2 separate regions of the Homo sapiens genome follow, and region 1 is linked to region 2. The links are chromatin loops, found by intact Hi-C in ENCODE. Cell type or tissue: CD4-positive, alpha-beta T cell. All regions are shown on one strand. Region 1 holds the start of FAM133B (family with sequence similarity 133 member B). Region 2 holds the start of BET1 (Bet1 golgi vesicular membrane trafficking protein).

Region 1 (4,000 bases), 1.4 Mb before region 2:
TTACCAGAATACTCTGTGCCATAGCTGCATACCAAAAGTAGTAAGTAGAGCCCAGAGCTATCAAAATGTTCTAGTAAATGAAGCTAATTTGGTAAGTTTTTCAAATGTTTTAGAGGAATGTTTCAACCAAAACGTTTTTTCAGTAATATGAAACATTTTAGGTCTGTATATGAAACTGCATCCAAGGTCAGGTGATCTCTAAACATTCAAGGCCCAAGGGTATTAGAAGAGCCCAAAATACTCAAACACCTAAGGATGCTCCTATGCTGAAATGGTGTTATGCTACATAATTTCAACGCCATGACAATCAAGATAGCACAACAAAGTCTCACCTACAGCCAGGAGAAAGAACAACCCGCTATCTTGTAATCAAGATTCACTACCACAGTGGTTCCTAGACATTTTCCATTATAAAGACTATACAGAACTACAAAGTTTTTAAGATGGTGAAATGGTTTGGATCTGTGTCCCCGCCCAAATCTCATGTCGAATTGTAATCCCCAATGTTGGAGGTGGGGCCTGGTGGGAGGTGACTGGATCATGGGGGCGGAGTTCTCATGAATGGCTTAGCATCCTCCTCTCCCCAGCACTGCATAGAGATGATTTCTCAACAGATGCGGTTGTTTAAAACTGTGTAGCAACTCTCCCCGTCCCTCTCTTGGTCCCGCTCCTGCCATGTAAGACGCCTGCTCCTGCTTTGCCTTCCACCATGAGTAACAGCTCCCTGAGGCCTCCCCAGAAGCAGATGCCGCTAAGCTTCCTGTACAGCCCATAGAACCGTGAGCCAATTAAACACTTTTCTTTATAAATTACCCAGCCTCAGGTTTTTCTTTATAAAAGCCATGCAAGAACTGGCTACTACAGATGGCAAGTGTCATCATTTCGTAAATGTTAAGTCTCCTTTGGTGTGAGACACACACAGCTTGCAAATAATTGTTGAATAAAAAAGCGAGTTCAAGAAACGTAGCACATTCGTTTTACGTGCATTTTCCTCATTTTGCTACTCAGTGGCTAAAACTTTGTCACAGGCAAGCCCAGAAATTGTCAGGCTGCAACCTAAGCTTATTGTTATTTCATTATGTTTACTACTCATTCAATCTGATTCATAACCTGAGTTTTTCAGCCCCCTCCCCGCCCCAGCGGTCTAGAATACTTTCCTCCCATCTCCGCTTCTCAAAAGCACCTTTTCTTTTGAATGCCTTTAGAATCTCTAACAACTATCAAGGACCATTTCCTACTCTTTCTGCTGTAAGTTATTTATGCATCTCTTTTATCTCATTCACTAGAGTAATAATTTTCATGCCCAGTACTCGCTCACACATCTTGCCTTTTGTGATTTCAATTAATCTGTAAGGTTGTAGATAATAATGATCCCCTTTTATAAACGACGGCACAGAGAAGAAAAGTAACTTGTTCTAGGTCACCCAACTTCCGACGGAACAAAACTGACATTCCAGTTTTGTGTTGGACTCGAAAGCCAACTATTTTCACGCCATTCATTCCCTCACAGTGTCTATGGGGGCCAGGTCCTACAGGGCGCTGGAGACACGAAAGCAAATGCTGCCATCCCATTTTCAAACGGGAGCCTGCTTGTCGCTAAAACCAGGCGCGCTGCTGGCTCTCCGGCACAGGGACCGCGTCGAGGCCTCTGTGCCTCCCTCCCACTTGGGTGCGCAGGAGAGGGGTGCGGACCTGGGGCGGCCGATACCAAGGGGCGGGTGAGTCGGATGCGTCCAAGGGCCTAAGTCTTCGGAGTTACATGGCGGGGCCAGGTGTGGGGGGGGTTCCCCGAGCCCTCGCGGTTCTAAGTGGGCACTGGGGGCCCGCGTACAGCAGGCAAGAGTGCAAACCAGCAGCGCCAGAAAGAGCGACGAGGTGAGGGAAGAAAAAAGGGGCGGGCAAGAGAGAGCTGGGAACCCTAAAGCGCCAACTGCGTGCGCGGCGCACGCGCATCTGGGATCGGCGGAGGGTGCTGGGTCTCCAGGCCCCACGTCTGAGGGCTGCCGCTTGCCCTCCGGCCCGGCCGGGAACAGCGAGGGTTCTCGCTGTCCTGCCGCCGGGCCCTGCGTCGCCCCACTGTTTTCCCGGCTGAGTACTCACCACCCGATTGTCCCGCTTCCCCATGGTGCTGGATCGAGCGCACAGTAGCACGCCGAGGGAAACCGGGCCGGAGAGACTGCCGAAGAGGGCCTGCCGCAGGTCCTCTTGCCGCCTCCCCACTCCGCCTAGAGAGCGGCACCACGCGGACTCGACGGCCGCGCTCTGCTACAGCGCCCCCTATCTCTGTGGAGGACAGGCCGGCTCCAGAGATCGCTGCAGTTGGCGGAGCGCCTGCAGGAGTCCGGTCGTTCATTAGGCACCCAAGAGCAGGCGACGCTGCGCTTCTGCACCGGAGCCCCACCAAGGCAGCTCGCTTCAGTTTGGCCTTGGATTGTTTTGCTTTCTTCCATTCTTTTTTTTTTTTTTTTTTTTTTTTTTTTTTTTAGACAGACTCTCGCTCCGTCGCCCAGGCTGGAGTGCAGTGGCACGATCTAGGCTCACTGCAGCCTCCACCTCCCGGGTTCAAGCGATTTTCCTGCCTCAGCATCCCGAGTAGCTGAGATTACAGGCGGCCGTCAACACGCCGGGCTAAATTTTTTGTATTTTTAGTAGAGACAGGGTTTTACCACGTTGGCCAGGCTGGTCTATAACTCCTGACCTCAAGTGATCCGCCCGCCTCGACCCAAAGTGCTGGGATTACAGGCATGAGCCACTGCGCTTGGCCTTTCTTCCATTCTTGATACACTGAAATACTCATTCGAGGGGACACAAAGATTCTCCCGATGCTTATTTTGTGCTTGACAGAGTGCAAGTGCTGGGGACAAAGTGAGGACCAAAGAGCCTTGGTCCCTCACGGAGCCCATCAGCTGGTGGGGGGAAAGGCAGTGCTGTCATAGACGCTGCTAACGAAATCACCCTTTAATTTCAATCCCATTCATTCATCACCTGTGCATTCATTTCACACTAATTTTTGAACATGTAGTTTGTACAGTTTTCACTAACTGGGTGGCTGGAAGCTGGAGCTGGGTAGGGCACAAAGATGATTAAGAAAAATCCCTATCGTCAAGGAGCCTGTTTATAAACTCGTAAGGGCAATAAACACACACAGGGCCAACTTTACTGCATAGCATATCGTAATATTGGCACTACTGCACTGCAACTTTAAGGAAGATGATCTGGGCTCCAGAGAAGATAATCATATTTAGTAAGTATTTATAGATAAAGCGACCCCTCTGGGTTCATCTTAGCAAGTATCATTAGGAAGTAGTTGAAAATCAATTAGGATCTTCTCCGGACTCTTGGAAATGGCAAAATGGGAATTACACTAATTACATACAAGAACATGCTTTAAAATCATCTTTCCCGATCTCTGCCTCCCTCCCTCCCTGCATTTTTCATGCTACACTATATGACAGATGCTCCCAACTACCATCTTCTGTCTCAAAACTTTTCCAAACTCTCACATGCAGTCCTTGGTGGTTCTGCTCCCTACTAAGTGTTGATTCTTCCTCAGTAACCCACTTTCCAAAATGAGGCCTCCAGTCTCTCATTTCTCCTCCTCCTCCATTACCCCCGACTTAAGCTGGGGACTCTGACTGAAGACAGGCTTCTTTTTATACACAAGAGGAAGAGGAGAACCTATTAATATTAAGTTATTCTTTCTTTCCTGGCTTATTTTTCATGTTTTAAATATTCTAGGCATTTGACAGATATTATTTTTAATACTCCAACATGATAAGCATGATAATACCTGTGAGAGAATATAGTTTTTTTTTTCCCTCTTCAGCTCCTTCTTACCTTTCACTTCCTTGGTTGGCTGATTGTACAGAACACAGAGATTTTTAAAAATATGGTATAAGTCAACAGAAAGGTTGTGTTTCCTTTAGAAGTCTCTCTCTCTCTGCGAGTGTACACAACCCCTCCTGGATGAAACGTGAATCCCTGGGGGGACAGAGAAACA
Region 2 (4,000 bases):
ACCAAATAAAATGCTAGAATTGCTATTCCAAACAAAGCCACTTCTCTTCTGGTGGTGTACTGCTATGAAAAGTTGTAAAAAAGCTAGTGAGTACTGAAGATCATCCTCAGCCTTTGTTTATTTAGATAAACGCTACTTTTTTGGATAGGTTCTATCAGTAAGCTAACAAAACCATTTAGAGATTCATGTGAAGTGTGGCAGCTTCTGCCTATGGATATGTATCAGATTCACTATGATCCCAAATTTAAAATTTCAGGTCAATATGCATTCATACTTTAAAAAAAAAGAAAAGAAAAAATGTGTAACAAAAGCCTTTGTCACTTCACACCAATGTAAATTATAGCAATAGTAGTTACCTAGGTAATTACTTCTCCTCTCAATCACAGAAGAGCTTTTTTTTAAAAAAAAAAAAAAAAGAAAGAAAAAAAAAGGAAAAAAGGAGAAGGTAGTGGGCTCTAAATTGGAGAAATTCTAATTTTACTGGCTGAGCTGAGGTCCAGGTAACAATACTTTAAAAACTTCCCAAGGGATTCTAATGTACAGTCAGGGCTGAGAACCATTACTCAAGTCACTTTCCTGCAATTTAACATGGCACACTGCAGCAGGAAAATACTCAAAAGGGCCTAGGGGCCTACTGATGAAATCCAAACTCTTTGGCCTCGCATGCAAAGATCTCCACAGTGTGATCCCGAATCCCCTACTTCACCCAAACTGGCTTAATCATAATCCCTTACTTCTTTTGAGTTCCTCCTATCTGGAACTCACTTCCCCCACTCTCCATTATTCAAGGTCTACTTCAAATTCCTATGTCTCCACCAAATACACAAAGATCTTCCCCACAAAGTACACAGTGATCTATCTCTGAAATCTCTGAGACCATCCCTTATATGTAGAACTTATCTGGTATTTGGATGTATAGCGACACTTTGTACTACAATTTATCTTTGCACATATTCCTACTCCCCACCTAGACTGGAAGCTTTGGGGATCACAAACAGGGCAACAAACAACTGTATACCTAGAGCTTACTCAAGCACACAATAAATCTTTTTTGGTATTAAGGATGATGAACAAGAAAAACATTTAGACATATAAAGCTAAACTTGCTCAAAATTATTTCTTTTTTTTTTCTCTTCAATTTACCTGGCCCCATTTTCTATGATCTAAGTATTCATAAAAACTTCATTAAAAAAACAAAAAACTTTCTCATACTACAATTTATTGATCAATAAACAAGTCTACGGTTATTGGCAACTTTCACTGACTTTAAATATCTGACACTTTGGGGATTTTTTTTTTCTTTTTTCAATCTTATAATGACTGAGAAAGGTAATATCTTTTTTCAAATGTTTCATTTATTTTCTGAAGTATACTGCACTCTAATTTAGCGGGGTCTTCTTTAAAAAAAAAATCGTGTCCTAAGAGAAAGCTTCAGAACCAGAAAATGCCGTTCTAGTAGCTGTGCGTTACTATAAGGGTCCATTAAAATTCCTTGTGTCTAACTTATTCTTGCTGATGAGCCAGTTTCCTAACCCCAAAGGTAAAGATCAAATGTTAAGTCGCCAAACCTTAACCACGTTCTACTGCCTTAACCGTGGCACAAGGTTCAGATTAAGAAATCGCCTTTGACCCAGAAGTTCCAGTTCCAGGACCTTTAACAATAATGACACATACATTTACCTTTGTAACTCACTGTTACCAGATTAACGACCATTACTAGCGTGCTTTGGGTGCAACCACCCACTCTTCAAATTCCGCTTCTGAAGAAACTAAGATCCAGGGCCAGTAGGGAAACAGAAACCGGAGTCGGGCTTTGGAAAACATAGCAGCGTCCATAACCACGCTCAGTCAATAACACTAAAACACTCGACCACTGAGATGCCACCTGTACACACCCACCCCTAGTCCACTACTTTCTCTAGCCTACCATCCAAACTTGAATCTGACTCAAACTTAAGGAAATTCCAAAGATCTGGGACAAATGGTGTGTTTCCACTCGACATGGACCCCAAAGATCCCCTCTAGACATCCTGTTTTTTGGACCAAATGCCAGGAACATAAGACAGGTTCGATTTCCTCCCGCGCCCCAGCGCTCCCGGTTCTAGGGCCCCGAACTTCGAACCTCAGCCCTCTTCTTACCCAGGCCTGCACGCCTCATCCTGCCAGAGGAGAGAGAGAAAAGGCGGGTGCGGGGCTTTGGGTGAGTAGGAAACAGCTAGGGGCGACCCGGACCGCGTCTTCAGTACCAGGGCCCAGCGAAACACCAACTTCTTCCCCTAAAGCGCCACGACATCAGTGGAGTCTAAACACCGCGCCGGATGATGGCGTCACCACGGCGCTCATTGGAGCCCTGGGAAGAAGGTTGAAAGGCATTCTGGGAAATGTAGTTCACCAACGCATAACGTGTTGCTGAGGGCGTGATGTGAACCCGGTTCCAGGAGCGGACGGGGCGTCCGGAAAAGGGGGCGGCTTCGACTGCGGCTCTGATTCTGGGTCTCTGATCCAACGTTCCCGCTGTTCCGCTCGCAGCCCGCGGGTCGCTGCTTTCAGTTTGTTGACCACCAAGTTTAACCCAGCAGATCTGCTCCTCCCCACCCACAAGAGGATGGTTGGGGTATCTTTCCTGATTTAGCCTCGAACTCCCTCTCACCTCCAGAGACGATTCAGGGAAAGTTAGAGAAAACTTTGTCCAGGTTTCTCAGTTTACAAACAAGTAATCCGACACCCACAGAAGTAACCGATTTGTGCCTTGTAGTATCCAGTAAAGGAAAGAAAACCAGGTTCCTTTGAGTAGGACTCCTGCTCAGATGAGAGCAGACTAGGAAAGGCTGCGGGATCTGGTCAGAGGCACTGAATAGTTAGTTCCCTGTTACTGCATCTGTTGTACTTCTAGAAAGAACCAAGACTTTTAGTTGTTATGGGGACCAAAGGACCCCTAAACGCTCTCCCACTTTTTTTTTTTTAACTTACACAAAGCTTATTGAAATACTGCTTACACAAGGCAGTGTGCCAATTAGGGGTTTAAAACTTGTTGGCGAGTTGGAGGTGTTACTGGTATCGAGGTTAATCCTAGAATTTCATTTTATCTCAGAGGATTTATCGTGAGAATACGATGAAATCGTGGTTTTTGAAGGGAAAACAAAAAAACCTGATACACAGTAGGTGATCAAAATTCACTGGGTGTCTGCGGTTTTGTTGTTGCTGCTGTATATATGGCAGTGGAATCGTCTCCACACTAGAGATTTCCGAATATGTGATCTTTGATCATTTAGCGTTTCCTCATAGTTTCCCAGGACATTATTAACATTGACTATAATACTGGCATAAGTCTCTGCGTTAAGTTGCTTTTGTAAAAAACACATGAAAACAATTTTTAATAAGAGTTATTAACCTGGGAAGGAGGCTTTATCCAATAGTGTTTTGATAGAAAAAAATCATTAAAATAAAACCGCCATTTTCTAAAAGCAATGAAATTAAATAAGCATAATATCAGGGACAATTATTACAAATAAAAGATGGAGATTCAATAAAAGAAATGATAGCTAGGTATCCCTTTATAACTTAAAATCTGTGACAGTCCTTTGGTTAAAAAAATGCATGTTCTATAATTAAAACGTTTAAAAATTGCCTTACAGAAGGCTTGCTGATGGAAATGTAGAAATCGTTATTTTTGAAAATATGGTAATATTTACTAGAACTAATCATTTAGATTACATAAAATATACTGCTTCCTTTACATGGTAGGAAGACATAAGAATGAAATGTAGTTAAAAGGAAAACATATATAATGTACTAAGAATATAACTGAAGTAAGGCAAAGCTAGTTCATATTGAAGTTGTTACCTAAAAAATCCAATTATTGTTTTTAGCTAACGTTGCTAGTATCAAATTAGGATAATGTCATCTGAAAAAAATTTGCACTCAAAGGAAGAGGCAGGAAAAATGAACTCAATGTGCAGAAAAAGAATTATTAAATGTGACCATAGTTGACATTAGCGAT

The links. A loop is a pair of places that touch in the nucleus more often than their neighbours do. Peaks named below come from ENCODE experiments on the same cell type or tissue, not always from the same donor. Only the 100,000 strongest peaks of a DNase experiment are listed, where the experiment ranks them.
Region 1: it touches region 2 in a loop (9-fold over the local background); 2 of 110 quality-filtered maps call a loop at or near these places.

The regions. Positions count from the first base shown.
Region 1 is chr7:92,588,168-92,592,167 of GRCh38, forward strand. FAM133B (family with sequence similarity 133 member B) reads right to left here and starts at 2,223. Exons shown (of 11, transcript NM_152789.4): 1 at 2,101-2,223. The coding sequence starts at 2,124. LOC105375397 (a long non-coding RNA gene) reads right to left here. Exons shown (of 3, transcript XR_927744.3): 3 at 3,853-3,981. RefSeq lists enhancers at 1,951-2,010, 2,101-2,380. In CD4-positive, alpha-beta T cell, CTCF peaks have their summits at 2,272 and 2,475; DNase peaks (open chromatin) are centred at 1,944 and 2,274; H3K4me3 peaks cover 2,310 bases; H3K27ac peaks cover 1,132 bases.
Region 2 is chr7:94,002,059-94,006,058 of GRCh38, forward strand. It overlaps BET1 (Bet1 golgi vesicular membrane trafficking protein), which reads right to left and starts at 2,297. Exons shown (of 4, transcript NM_005868.6): 1 at 2,140-2,297. The coding sequence starts at 2,158. RefSeq lists enhancers at 1,507-2,113, 2,114-2,719, 2,174-2,223, 2,234-2,863. In CD4-positive, alpha-beta T cell, no CTCF peak of the experiment used is centred here; a DNase peak (open chromatin) is centred at 2,333; H3K4me3 peaks cover 1,709 bases; H3K27ac peaks cover 611 bases.